2 separate regions of the Mus musculus genome follow, and region 1 is linked to region 2. Evidence: chromatin contacts called from ENCODE POLR2A ChIA-PET data. All regions are on one chromosome and are shown on one strand. The core of a region is the stretch at or near the end of the contact, and the rest is flanking DNA. Distances in the headings are between cores, read along the strand shown.

Evidence for each region. ChIA-PET counts read pairs that join two places held with the same protein, here RNA polymerase II (POLR2A).
Region 1: POLR2A ChIA-PET joins it to region 2 with 13 read pairs in embryonic stem cell. The contact joins the promoter of Bid here to the promoter of Atp6v1e1 in region 2. POLR2A ChIA-PET finds 5 or more read pairs at or near these places in 4 of 5 experiments (Patski and embryonic stem cell).

The regions. Positions count from the first base shown.
Region 1 is chr6:120,914,246-120,920,131 of GRCm38, forward strand. It overlaps Bid (BH3 interacting domain death agonist), which reads right to left and starts at 2,579. Exons shown (of 6, transcript NM_007544.4): 1 at 2,489-2,579.
Region 2 is chr6:120,819,798-120,825,373 of GRCm38, forward strand. Atp6v1e1 (ATPase, H+ transporting, lysosomal V1 subunit E1) reads right to left here and starts at 2,901. Exons shown (of 9, transcript NM_007510.3): 1 at 2,791-2,901. The coding sequence starts at 2,823. It overlaps Gm38889 (a long non-coding RNA gene), which reads right to left. Exons shown (of 3, transcript XR_869411.3): 3 at 4,011-4,119.

The DNA.
Region 1 (5,886 bases), core at 1,329-3,828, 94 kb after region 2:
CTGCCCAATGTACCTTTCTGAAGAAGGAAGTAATAATCTAGTCTCTAATTATTGTAATACGACATGAGTTAATTAAAATAAACGATACACTCTGTAGTCCCAGTACTTAGGAGGACGAGGCAGGAAGTACTCTTTTGTTTTGTTTTGTTTGTTTGTTTGTTGGAGGGTTTCTCTGTACAGCCCTGGCTGGAACTCAGAGATCCACTGGCCTCTGTCTCCTGAGTTCTTGGATTAAAGGTGTCCCACCACGGCCCAGCAAGGAGGTATTGTTGAGCAGGAGTTGGAGACAAGTCTGGGCGACATTCTGCCTTTTAAAAAAAGAAATTTGAGAAGGAAAACAAAGCTCTCTGTGGGCTTATCAGACCCAGAAGGCTCTGTATAGCACTTGCCCATCACTGCCCTCCAACCTGAAGCTTCAGTTTATCTGTCTCCTTCAGACTATGAGGAAAAATACATGTGGCCTCTGAGACTGGCCAGCCAGGCAGCGTGCCCAGAAAGAAACAGAAACACCAGCTGCCCTCCACAGCCACGGCCCAGCAAATGGTGGCCAGAGATACAACCACAGACAAAATGTCCAGTGACCACAGACCCACAGTGGGGGCTTCTTATGGACGGGCAGTTTCCAACTCTCATCCTTGGAACCATCAGATTCACTGTCTCCCTGATGAGGAATGGCTCTTTGGTCTTGAACACAGCCTAGATGTGGGTCCCCAACCCTCAGCTTCCCACTAGAGAGCAAAAGGGCAGCTGGAAAAGCATGCAGTGCCCTTCGGAAGGTCTAAAAGGCTGTGTCATCAGGCCTTCCTTCCGGAGGCCAGGCACCCAGCACTGTGCCCCCCCCCCCCGTAGGCTATTCTTTCTTGCAAATAAGAGGAACCAGGTAACCTCAAGCTGTGAGCATCACTTCCCCTCCCCCAGCCTCGCCAGTAACTGCCCTAACAGCCCACTTTTCAGGTACACCCTCAACTCATCCTTCAGAGCTCCAGTAACCTGGCCACCTTGGGGCTACTTAAATCTCTTTATAGAGCATGCCACATCCAGCCGGCTTCTCTTCACTTGCCATCACCAAAGCCTGTACCCAACTCCACCCCGCAGTAGCCAGGAGATAGCACCTTGCGTCAGTGGGTGAAATGCCTGCTAACCCAGCTGTAATAAGCCAACCTCCCTGCCATTCCCTCTCTGGGCAAGAGAGGCAGTAGAGGCCAGGACACACACAATCGCCACCCTGCTTCCCCACCACCACCCAGCCGAGTCCTTCTTAGAGCTCAGCCCACTCAAGTATTAAAGCCTCTGAACTCAGCCCCAGCACTGGATCAGGCTCCCCCCCCCCCCATGGAAACACTCAGAGCTGACTGCCAGGGTAGTGCCTGGGACCAAGTCCCAGGGGATGGGGCAGGGCTGCAAAGTCTCCTGGTTGGGTAGAGCTGGAATGTGGAAAGTCCACATCCTTCTTGTGGTTTCTCCCAGCTCCATTCCACAGCTAGCTTATCCTAGACCCGGCTTCAAGGTAGTCTTCCAGTAAGGGCAATCCTGGCCATGGCACCAGGCAGTAGCCTGGGAAAGTAGGGGAGCCCTGCCTGGGTCCTCAGGATGCTCTTGACTCAGAACTATGTGGCTTATCAGATGAAGGTCAAGCCCAGCCTAGAAGTCCCATACTCAACACCACCTGGTCCTTTACAGAGCTCTTCATTCCAGCCTCTCACCACCCACAAAGTTCTACCCTGATCCGTCCCTGGTCCACACTTATTTGTTGAGTATGTAAATGAATGTACGAAAGAATGAATGAACGAATGTGTGAATCCTTGTGGGCCCAGGCCACTTGGTGGCTGAAGACTGTGGGTTTCTTCTAGAATCCTATAGGGTTATTCAGCCAACCATTCAACAAACTTTTTAAAAACATCAGCAACCAGTCTGTGCACATTTTCAAACCATTTTGGGTACTGGAGATGCGGAGGGGTCAGCCACTTCCTCACAGTTCAGGCGTGAGTGTGAGCTGTGCACACAGTAGTGCCCACGGGTGTAGGAAAGGTGCCCCTCGCTGCAGTCTTCCAAGGTCTGTGTTCCCTGGGTTGGGGTTCCAGGGCTTTTGCAGGGCCCATTTGTGGGCTGTAGCCGTTCCTTGTTGATTTTTGTGGGTGGCCATAGCGGAGCGCAGCGAGACCTCAGGCCCGCCTTTCCAGCTCTGCGCGCACCTGCCGAGTGGCGCGCGACCGCGGGGACCCCGGGTCCACCAGGAGGCCTGCCCGAAGCGGACCAGGACCGAGCGCTGAGGGGGACCGCGAGTGGCGCACGCCCCAGGCCTTCGAGTGAGTGCCTTCCCCTCAGCTCCGCGGTGGCACCCTGTGGCCGGCGCCCTCACCCCGCCTCCATCAAGGCGCAAGAGCCCCGCCATCACGAAGGATCGATAGCATACGAAACTGAGCTCCGTGCCGACCCCGTCCTCCCAGAGGGGAACTGTGGGGGCGCCCAGTAGGGTGGGCATACTCACCACGCAGACGCCGCTGCGCCGGTACCGGGCGGCGAACGGGCTAAGGCAAAGGTTTGCGGAGCCACACTCGGCCCGGCGCTCTACTCCACCTACCTTTCCTCGTGCTCGCCCGGGAGCCCCGCCCCTGTGATAGCCCCGCCCTCCGGATGCTCCGCCCTCCGACTGGCCACACTTTGCGGAAACCCAAGGGTCCTACCGGCTCGCTACGGGGGACAGGAAGGAAGGTACACCCGGAACCTGCGCTCCCCAGAGTCCCCAAAGCCTGGGCGACCTGCCCTCGTGAGGATGGGGTGTCATACTTGATCCCGACCTCTCCGCATTGTCTTGATGTATTACATAGCAGGGTTGGCACACTCAAGACTAGTGACCCTGTCAGAATCGGCCCTATCAGAGATGCTGGGAGGTCCCTATTGTTTCTCCTGCGCAGCTGCTTGCAGAATTTTTAAACTCTTGTGGGGAAGGCAGGGATGGGGGTTGCGGGGTTCTCGGTCATGGAATGAATCAGCAAGGATGAATGTGGAAAGAACCAGGAGGCTAGCAGATAATCTCAAACTGCTAGCTAGTTCCCCTGTCCAGAGAAGTCCCAATGCTATATACTTAAGTGCCAGCCAGTACCCCCAAAGGACACGTGACAGTGACAAAAGTGAAAGAGAAACAAGAAAGTGAATTCTGGAAGTATGAGGAAGTAAATAGAACCATGGAAATTGCTGTTCCTGAGCAGAGAAACTGGATCTGAGAAGACAAAAAAAAAAAAAAAAAAAAAAAAAAATCACATGGTTGGTGTGTGTTTGTGTGTGTATGTGTGTATTTAAGCCAGAGGTCAGTGTTTTCCTTCATCACTCTCCACCTTTCCACCTTTTTTTTTTTTCTTTTGAGATGGTGTGGGGTGAGGGGAGTGGACCAGCTTCCCAGCTCCACGCGTGATTTCCCTAGGCTGACTGCCAGGTGAGCTCCAGGAAGCTTCCACTGTGCACCAATAACAATGGAATTGTAGATACACACAGCACTCTATTTTTTACATGGGTGCTAGGGATCCAAAGTCCAGTTCTTACGCATATGAAGTACTTTACAAACCGAGCCATCTCCAGGGTTTCTTTTTCCTCTTTATATTTTCCAATTCTTCTTAAAGGAAGATGGCTCTAATTTTACGATCAATAAAAGTTACACTTGAAGCCGGGCGTGGTGTCGCACGCCTTTAATCCCGGCACTTGGGAGGCCTCTGTTCGAGGCCAGCCTGGTCTACAAAGTGAGTTCCAGGACAGCCAGGGCTATACAGAGAAACCCTGTCTGTCGAAAAACCAACCCCACCCCACCCCCCACTCCCCCACCCCCCCACCCCCCGCCAAAAAAAAAGTTACACTTGAAATCACATAGTGGAAGAGCTTGGTGATGAACAGCGGGGGCAGGGTTGGAGAGATGGCTCACTGGTTAAAAGCACTTCTCACTCTTACAGAGCATCCATCTGGGTTCAGTACTTAGCACCCATATGGTGGCTGACAATCATCTGTTATTCTAATTCCAAGGGACTGACCCCCCTTCTGGCCTCTATGAGGACCAGGCACACATGTGGTGCACATATATGCAGGCAACACACACACACACACACACACACACACACAGAGTTTTTAAATTTAAAACATGCAAGCTGAATTATCTAGATTTCAAAGTGGAAAATAATGAGAAAAAAGTTTTGTTTTTGTCTTGTTTTTTTTTTTTTAGACAGGCTCTCACTATGTAGCCCTGACTGGCCTGGAACTAGCTATGCAAACCAGGCTGGCCTAGAACTCACAGAGCTCCTCCTGCTTTTGCCTCTGGGATTAAAGGCGTGCATGATCATGACCTGAACACGTAATATTTTTAACTGGGATTCTCTCCGAGGTGCTTGGCAATCAATGCAAATGAAAAAGGGAAACTGATTTCACAACTTCATAAAGATGGAACATACCAATTTTCACTTTAATTATTCATTTATGTATATGAGTACATTGTAGCTGTCTTCAGCCACACCAGAAGAGGGCATCGGATCCCATTACAGATGGCTGTGGGCCACCGTGTGGTTGCTGGGAATCCAATTTTCACTTTAAATGAGTCCAACCTTACCACTGAACTATCAGTGAAACTTCCAGTTTTAATGTGCAGCCTAAATAATCTCTAAATTAGGAAGTGTTAAAGGGAGGAGCTAGAAATTTTAGACAGAAAGAGCTTCATTAAAATAAGTGTAACTGGTGTGAACCCAGGGGCCTGGTGTGAACACAAAGGTCTGGTGTGAAGGGGCATTTCTCACCTAAACATTAGAGATCACAGAACAATCACCTCCCTGGTCCTAGCTCCATACTTCCTGTGACACAAGGAATAGGGATGGGCTAGGGTGGGAGAGGGCAAAGGCTCTGTGCTGCCTGGCACACTGTGCTACCTGGCACGCTCTCTCCACCCAGCCAGCAGAACCTGGCGCACACAAGCTGCGTGTTCTTTGCCCCTGAATATTTCTAGGACCACGTAGACCCAATCGTATTCCAGAAATTGTTCTGAATATATAACCTTGTAGGCTCAACTTTTTTGCAACCTACTTTTAATAAAGGTTCAACGTCTCCTCTAGCCCACCACCCAGCAGAGGTGGGAGAAGAGAAAATTAGGCTATGGGGGAAGTGGACGGTGCCATAGTTCTTTGGGGGCAGTTCAGTCTCGTAGCAAACGCCAAATAGAACTCAGCAGCTGCAGATCAGACTTCTAAGCAGACAGACACCACACACAAACTGGCAAGGACAGTCCAGTCGAAGAAACTGCTAGGCTCACCAAGCAGCCTGAGGCGAGGCCGCAGAAGCAGCAAGCTGCTGTAGGAACCTCACAAGCAGTTCTTTGGTGGACTGCTCTTTCTCTCAATGGTGGTGTTTCCACAAGTTGCGATTAACAACACTATATAAGGTAAACCAATGCATGTATGTAGTTAGCGAAGAACAGCGAGGCAGAACAAACCAAACCAAGGCTCAGTGCTCATCTCCTGTGGTCTGTGGGGTCATATTTATACTCCTTTGTCAAGGGTCCTTTTACATGTTTGCTATATCAAAACATCCTTTTACCTGTGTCTGCTTCCGGAAAACATTCTTTCCTGTGTCTGCTTTAGGAAGACATCCTTTCACTTGTGTGCCCCAGCAAAATGTCATTTGTCATAACTAACTTTCCAAAGAGACTAGACATTTCCACTTTATAACATCTCTTGGAGGAGTTCACATTTTAACAAATACCCATAGCTAGGGAGCCTTCTAACCTCAGCACCACCCAGCTCTCGCTCCCACCAATACAGATCATAGATGCTTTAGGGCAAGGGGAGAAGGTTAAGACAGAGGTTACTATGTAGCCCAGACTAGTCCAGAACTATGATTTTTTTCTGTGCCACCAGC
Region 2 (5,576 bases), core at 1,651-4,150:
AGAGCTTGCCCACCAAGTGGAGGACCTGAGCCCAGCCCCACTGTCCTGAACCAGACAGACATTAAGTTGGGGGGTCCGGGGACATTACAAATGACAGGGAAAAGGGGAATCTGGGATTTCTTAAGCACCTACTATATGCTTGGCACTTGGACTATATTCTAAGAATATACTAAAAAAACCACACTGTCCTTGGCTCTGTGGTGTTACTCACTGGCAGACCACCTGTCCACTTGTTCACCAAGACCTGTCAAAGCCCTACCACCACAGGACAAAATATGACCCTCAAACAACAGCCAAAAGGCCTCTATTCTCACAGGAGGGGGTACAGGCTGTAAACAAGATTCCATCATTACTTTCATTTTATATATATATACATACACACACACACACATATACATACACACACACATAAGAAAAGAATTTTCTAGAACCTGATAAACACACTCCCCTGTTCCTGCACTATAGTTCTCCTGTGGAGGACTTGGCCTCCCACATTCTAACAAAGAGAAGGGAACTGGGGATTGGGGGAGGGGAGGACCTGGGTTGTGACTGCTAAGCTAAGAGCATGTGAGGGCACTGCTTGTTTCCAGTGCACCAAGTTTTTCCTAGGCTAAAACCCCGGGCAGTGATTAATGCTCCTAAGCCCCGGGTTCTGTGAAAATGTTGTAGTTTCCTAACCCTCACCATGGACGTTACCCCGACTTCCCTTCCGTAATTACCACATCTCCCTTCTTCTCCACCCACTCGCACAAGGAAGAAGAACCACCCTATTATTCTTAATGCATATTTGGTTAAAAATAAAAAGGAAAAATATTTTTGCCAAAAAGATGGAACATCGAAGACAAAAAACCACTGTTCAATTTAGGAAGATTCACAAGTGTGCTTTAGTCAGAGGATTTTCCTAGTTCTCAGAGAGGAAACAATAGACTTAGTTCTCTAGACATTAAACTGAAGCTTTTAATTTCCTTTTCTGAAAACTCACACGCAGTGTGGGTGAGGAGCTGTAGTCCTAGCACTTGGGAGGCTGAGGCAGGAGACTAAGTGTGCTTGCTACACATTACCAGGCTAGCCAGCACTACAGAGCAAGAGTGTACTTCAAAATACCAAGGGATAAAACACGTCAAAAGGAAGGAAGGAAGGAAGGAAGGAAGGAAGGAAGGAAGGAAGGAAGGAAGGAAAGAAAGAAAGAAAGAAAGAAAGAAAGAAAGAAAGAAAGAAAGAAAAGAGACAATAAAGCCCACTGGCAATGACTACTAAATGCAGCCCAGGAGACCTGCTATCTGTCAACAGCACAAGCACTTTCCCCTGTGGCACTGTCAGCACCTTGTGTCTCCCTTATCCCCAGGCTGGGCTTTATGTCCCTTCAGTTTGATTGAATTTAGAGCCTAAAGTCAGGTTCTGAAGCGCTGCTGGCCTGAAATCATGACTCAGACTACTTCTGAACCATCTAGGACTACACACAACTACAATTATAATAGTCCTAATATTTAAAAACTTCAATGTACATTTAATATTTTAAATAAATTTCCCCAAAAATGATTATATGCACTTAAAAAATACAACCTTATGCAGGTTATGTACAAAACACTGGGCATCTCGGCACTCAAGAGAAATGGCGTAAGGAGCAAGAGAGCACTGGGTCGTAGTGGTGTTTGTAATCCCAGCACTCGGGAGGCAGAGGAAGGAGGATCTCGTTGAGTCAGAAGCCAGCCTACTCTACAGAACAAGTTCTAGAGTTACATAGAGAAACACTGTCTTGGAAAAACAAAACCAAACAAACAAAAGGGGGGGGGGGGCTCAGTGGTTACCATTAAGAGCACTGGCTGACCTTCCAAAGGGCCCAGGGTTCAATTCCAGGCATCCACATGGCAGCTCACATTTAATTGTAACTCTTGCTCCAGAGGATCTGACACCCTCAACTCAGACATACAAGCAAGTCAAATCACCAATGTATATTAGAGATCGAGAAAGAAATAGAAAGAGAGAGAAAATCAAGAGGCCAAGCCCATTCTCAGTTAAAACGATTGTACACCAGCCTGGGCTTCAGGAGACCCTGACCTGAACTCATGATTTAAGTACTATTTTCCATAAACTCTAACTCATTTCTGTGGCTTGTGAGTGCAATCAGAAGAGGCTTTCTCGGGTTGGAGAGATGGCTCAGCGGTTAAGAGCACTGACTGCTCTTCCAGAGGTCCTGAGTTCAATTCCTCTTCTGGTGTGTGTCTGAAGACAGTGTACTCATATAAATAAAAATAAATAAGTAAATAAATAAGTAAAATAAAAAGGCTTTCTCATTCGACAAATATTAATGTGCACCTTAGGTTCATGATTACGTCTGGAGATGAATAACCCCGATTTAAATAACGAAGATCCTCAAAACGAAACGCAAGCTGCTCTTTCCCCTCAGTCTCTTTCCTGTACTATAGTGAAATAGCGCTTCAGGGAAAACAAAAACAAAATACTTTTAACCTCTGCACAAAACTCTTCCGGATTAAGCGTGGAAACGCCAGAAAAAGGGGGGCTGGCGAGATGGGAGGCAGTCAGCTGCGGGCTCTGTGACAGGCAAGTGGAAGCAGGAGACCAGCAGTCACGTGAGATGCGGTGCAAGGCCCTCTCACTCCCCTGGGTCTGCGAACCATCCCGGCACACACTACCCGCGCCCGAGTGTCGGCGGTCCGCCAGGCTCGCCCGATGAACGCAGGCCACCCGAAGACCCTGCTCTGCAAAGCAAACGTCAACACTGTCCTCCGGACGGCACTGCGGCTGCGCTACACCCAACCTGGCCCTCACCTGCTTCTGTACATCTGCATCGCTGAGCGCCATGGCGAAGGCAAAGTCCGGCCAGGGGACAGCTTCGAATCTGGGTTCAAAGTGGCGGCGGAGCAAACCTGAGACGAAAACCCTGGGAGGTCCAGCTTCCTTTACTTTATAAACCCCGCTTCCGGTTCCGGCTTGGTGACCAAGGGGCCGTAGCCTTCTCAACCAATAGATCGAGAACTGTGCCCGCGGAAGTTCTGCCTTGGCTCCGCCCTTTCCCAGGCGCATGCGCAGAGCGACTCTTTTTTTTTTTTTTTTTTTAAACTGACTCGTGACTGCTTGGCAAGGACAAAATACTTCAGAGACTTGAGAGAGCTTTAGGGATTCCCTCCCTCCTTCCCTCCCTCCCTCCTTTTCTCTTCCTTCCTTCCTTCCTTCCTTCCTTCCTTCCTTCCTTCCTTCCTTCCTTTGTTTCTTTTCTTCCTTCCTTTTTTTTTTTTTCTCTTTTTCGAGACAGGATTTCTCTGTGTAGATGTGGCCGTCTTGAAACTGACTTCATAGACCAGCTGCCTTGAACTCACAGACATCCTCCTGCCTCTGCCTCCCGAGTGCTGGGATTAAAGATGTGCTCCACCACCACCCGACTAGGGATTTTTGTATCAGACTTTAATCAGAATTATTTATACTTCTTCAGCGGTTGTTTTAGTAAAACAGTTGAGTTGTTTGTTTGTTTACAAACAAAAGGTTTGAACTCCTGAGTTTCCTGCCTCCATCTGCTAAGTGTTAAGATTATGGACAAGGGACCGGAGAGATGGCTCAGTGGTTAAGAGCACTGCCTGTAACCACAAAGTAGCTCACATCCCTCCTTAATGGTATCCCACGCATGCCCTCTCCTGGTCTGTCTGAAGACAACGACAGTGTATTCACATAAAATAAATAAATAAACCTTAAAAAAAAAAAGATTACAGACACGTACCAGGTTAAGACCCCGGTAAACAGTTTACATAATTTACTCAGCACTCAAAACCAAAAATAAAATGTAATAAAATAAAATAAATAAATAAAAGCATTGCGTGGGAGGCATGCCTTTAATCCCAGCCCTTAGGAGGTAGAGACAGGTGGATCTCTTTGTTAGAGGCCAGAGTCTACAGGGTGAGTAAACCAGGCTTGGTTAACAGTGAGTTCCAGGATAGCCAGGGCTACATAGAGAAACTTTGTCTCAAATAAACACATAAAGATCTACTCACTGCTTGTGACATAGCTCAGTTGACAGAATGCTTGCATAACACATGCAAAGTGTTGGTCTATCCATGAGCTGGTGTGCGGCGAGGCATTCTTGCAATCCCCACATTCAGATGGCCCCTGGAAAATCATAAGTTCCACATCAAGCCTGGAAATTTGAGTCCTGCCTGGACTAGAGATTAAATAATAGTTTTTATTTAAACCCAAGCCATAGGGCTAAAAACAGGGCTCAGGGATTAAGAGCACCCTCGTCGAGAGGGCTCAAGTTTAATCTTCAGCACCCCTATGGCAGCTTACAACTGTTACTCCAGTTCAGGGAGATCCAATGGCTTCCATGGGCACCAGGCATACAGGCAAGCATCCATATACATTTTAAAAGAACAAAAACAAAACCCCTAACAGATTTAGCATTAATATAAATAAGCCCTTCAATATTTATTATTAAATAAGAATTGTGTGAAGGGCTGGAGAGATGGCTTAGTGGTTAAGAGCACTGACTGCCCTTCCAAAGTTCCTGAGTTCGAATCCCAGCAACCACATGGTGGCTCACAACCATCTGTAATGAGATCTGATGCCCTCTTCTGGTGTGTCTGAAGACAGCTACAGTGTACTTACATATAATAATAAAATAAATCTTTAAAAAAAAAAAGAGTTGTGTGAAAACATAGCATTTGGACTGGGTATGTATACAGGGCCTAACAGACCACTCCAATGTGCAGTTTGAGTTCAGGGTTTAAACTTTTCCATCCCTAACTCTTTTTAAAGAATGACAGGTTTGCCGGGTGGTGGTGGCGCACTTGGGAGGCAGAGGCAGGTAGATTTCTGAGTTCGAGGCCAGCCTGGTCTACAGAGTGAGTTCCAGGACAGCCAGGACTATACAGAGAAAACCTGTCTCAAAAACAAACAAACAAACAAACAAAAAAGAATGTCAGTTTTATATTACCTATAGTGTTACATGGATATAAATTAGACTTACAAGTCAAATATTGATAATAAATCATAAATAGTTATTGTCTTAGTCAGGGTTTCTCTTCCTGCACAAACATCATGACCAAGAAGCAAGTTGGGGAGGAAAGAGTTTATTCAGCTTACATTTACACACTGATGTTTGTCACCAAAGGAGGTCAGAACTGGAACTCAAGCGGGTCAGGAAGCAGGAGCTGATACAGAGGCCATGGAGGGATGTTCCTTACTGGCTTGCTTGAGTTCCAGTCCTAACTTCCTTTGGTGATGAACAGCAATGTGGAAATGTAAGCTGAGTAAACCCTTTGCTCCCCAACTTGCTTCTTGGTCATGATGTTTGTGCAGGAATAGAAACCCTGACTAAGACAAATTGGTACCAGCATAGTGGGATAATCCTGTGACAACCTGACCATGTTTTGGGGAGGACTGTGGAAGGACTTTGGAACTTTGGGCCGGAAGATCCATTCGATGTTAAGAGCTCTGTTGAATGTTGTGTAGGAGCTTGGAAGATACTGCAGAAGATGGAGGCCTGAGCTTGGAAGATAGTGCAGAAGATGGAGGCCTGGTTTGTGAAATTTCAGAGGGAAGATTAAGACTCTTATCAGGGCCATTGC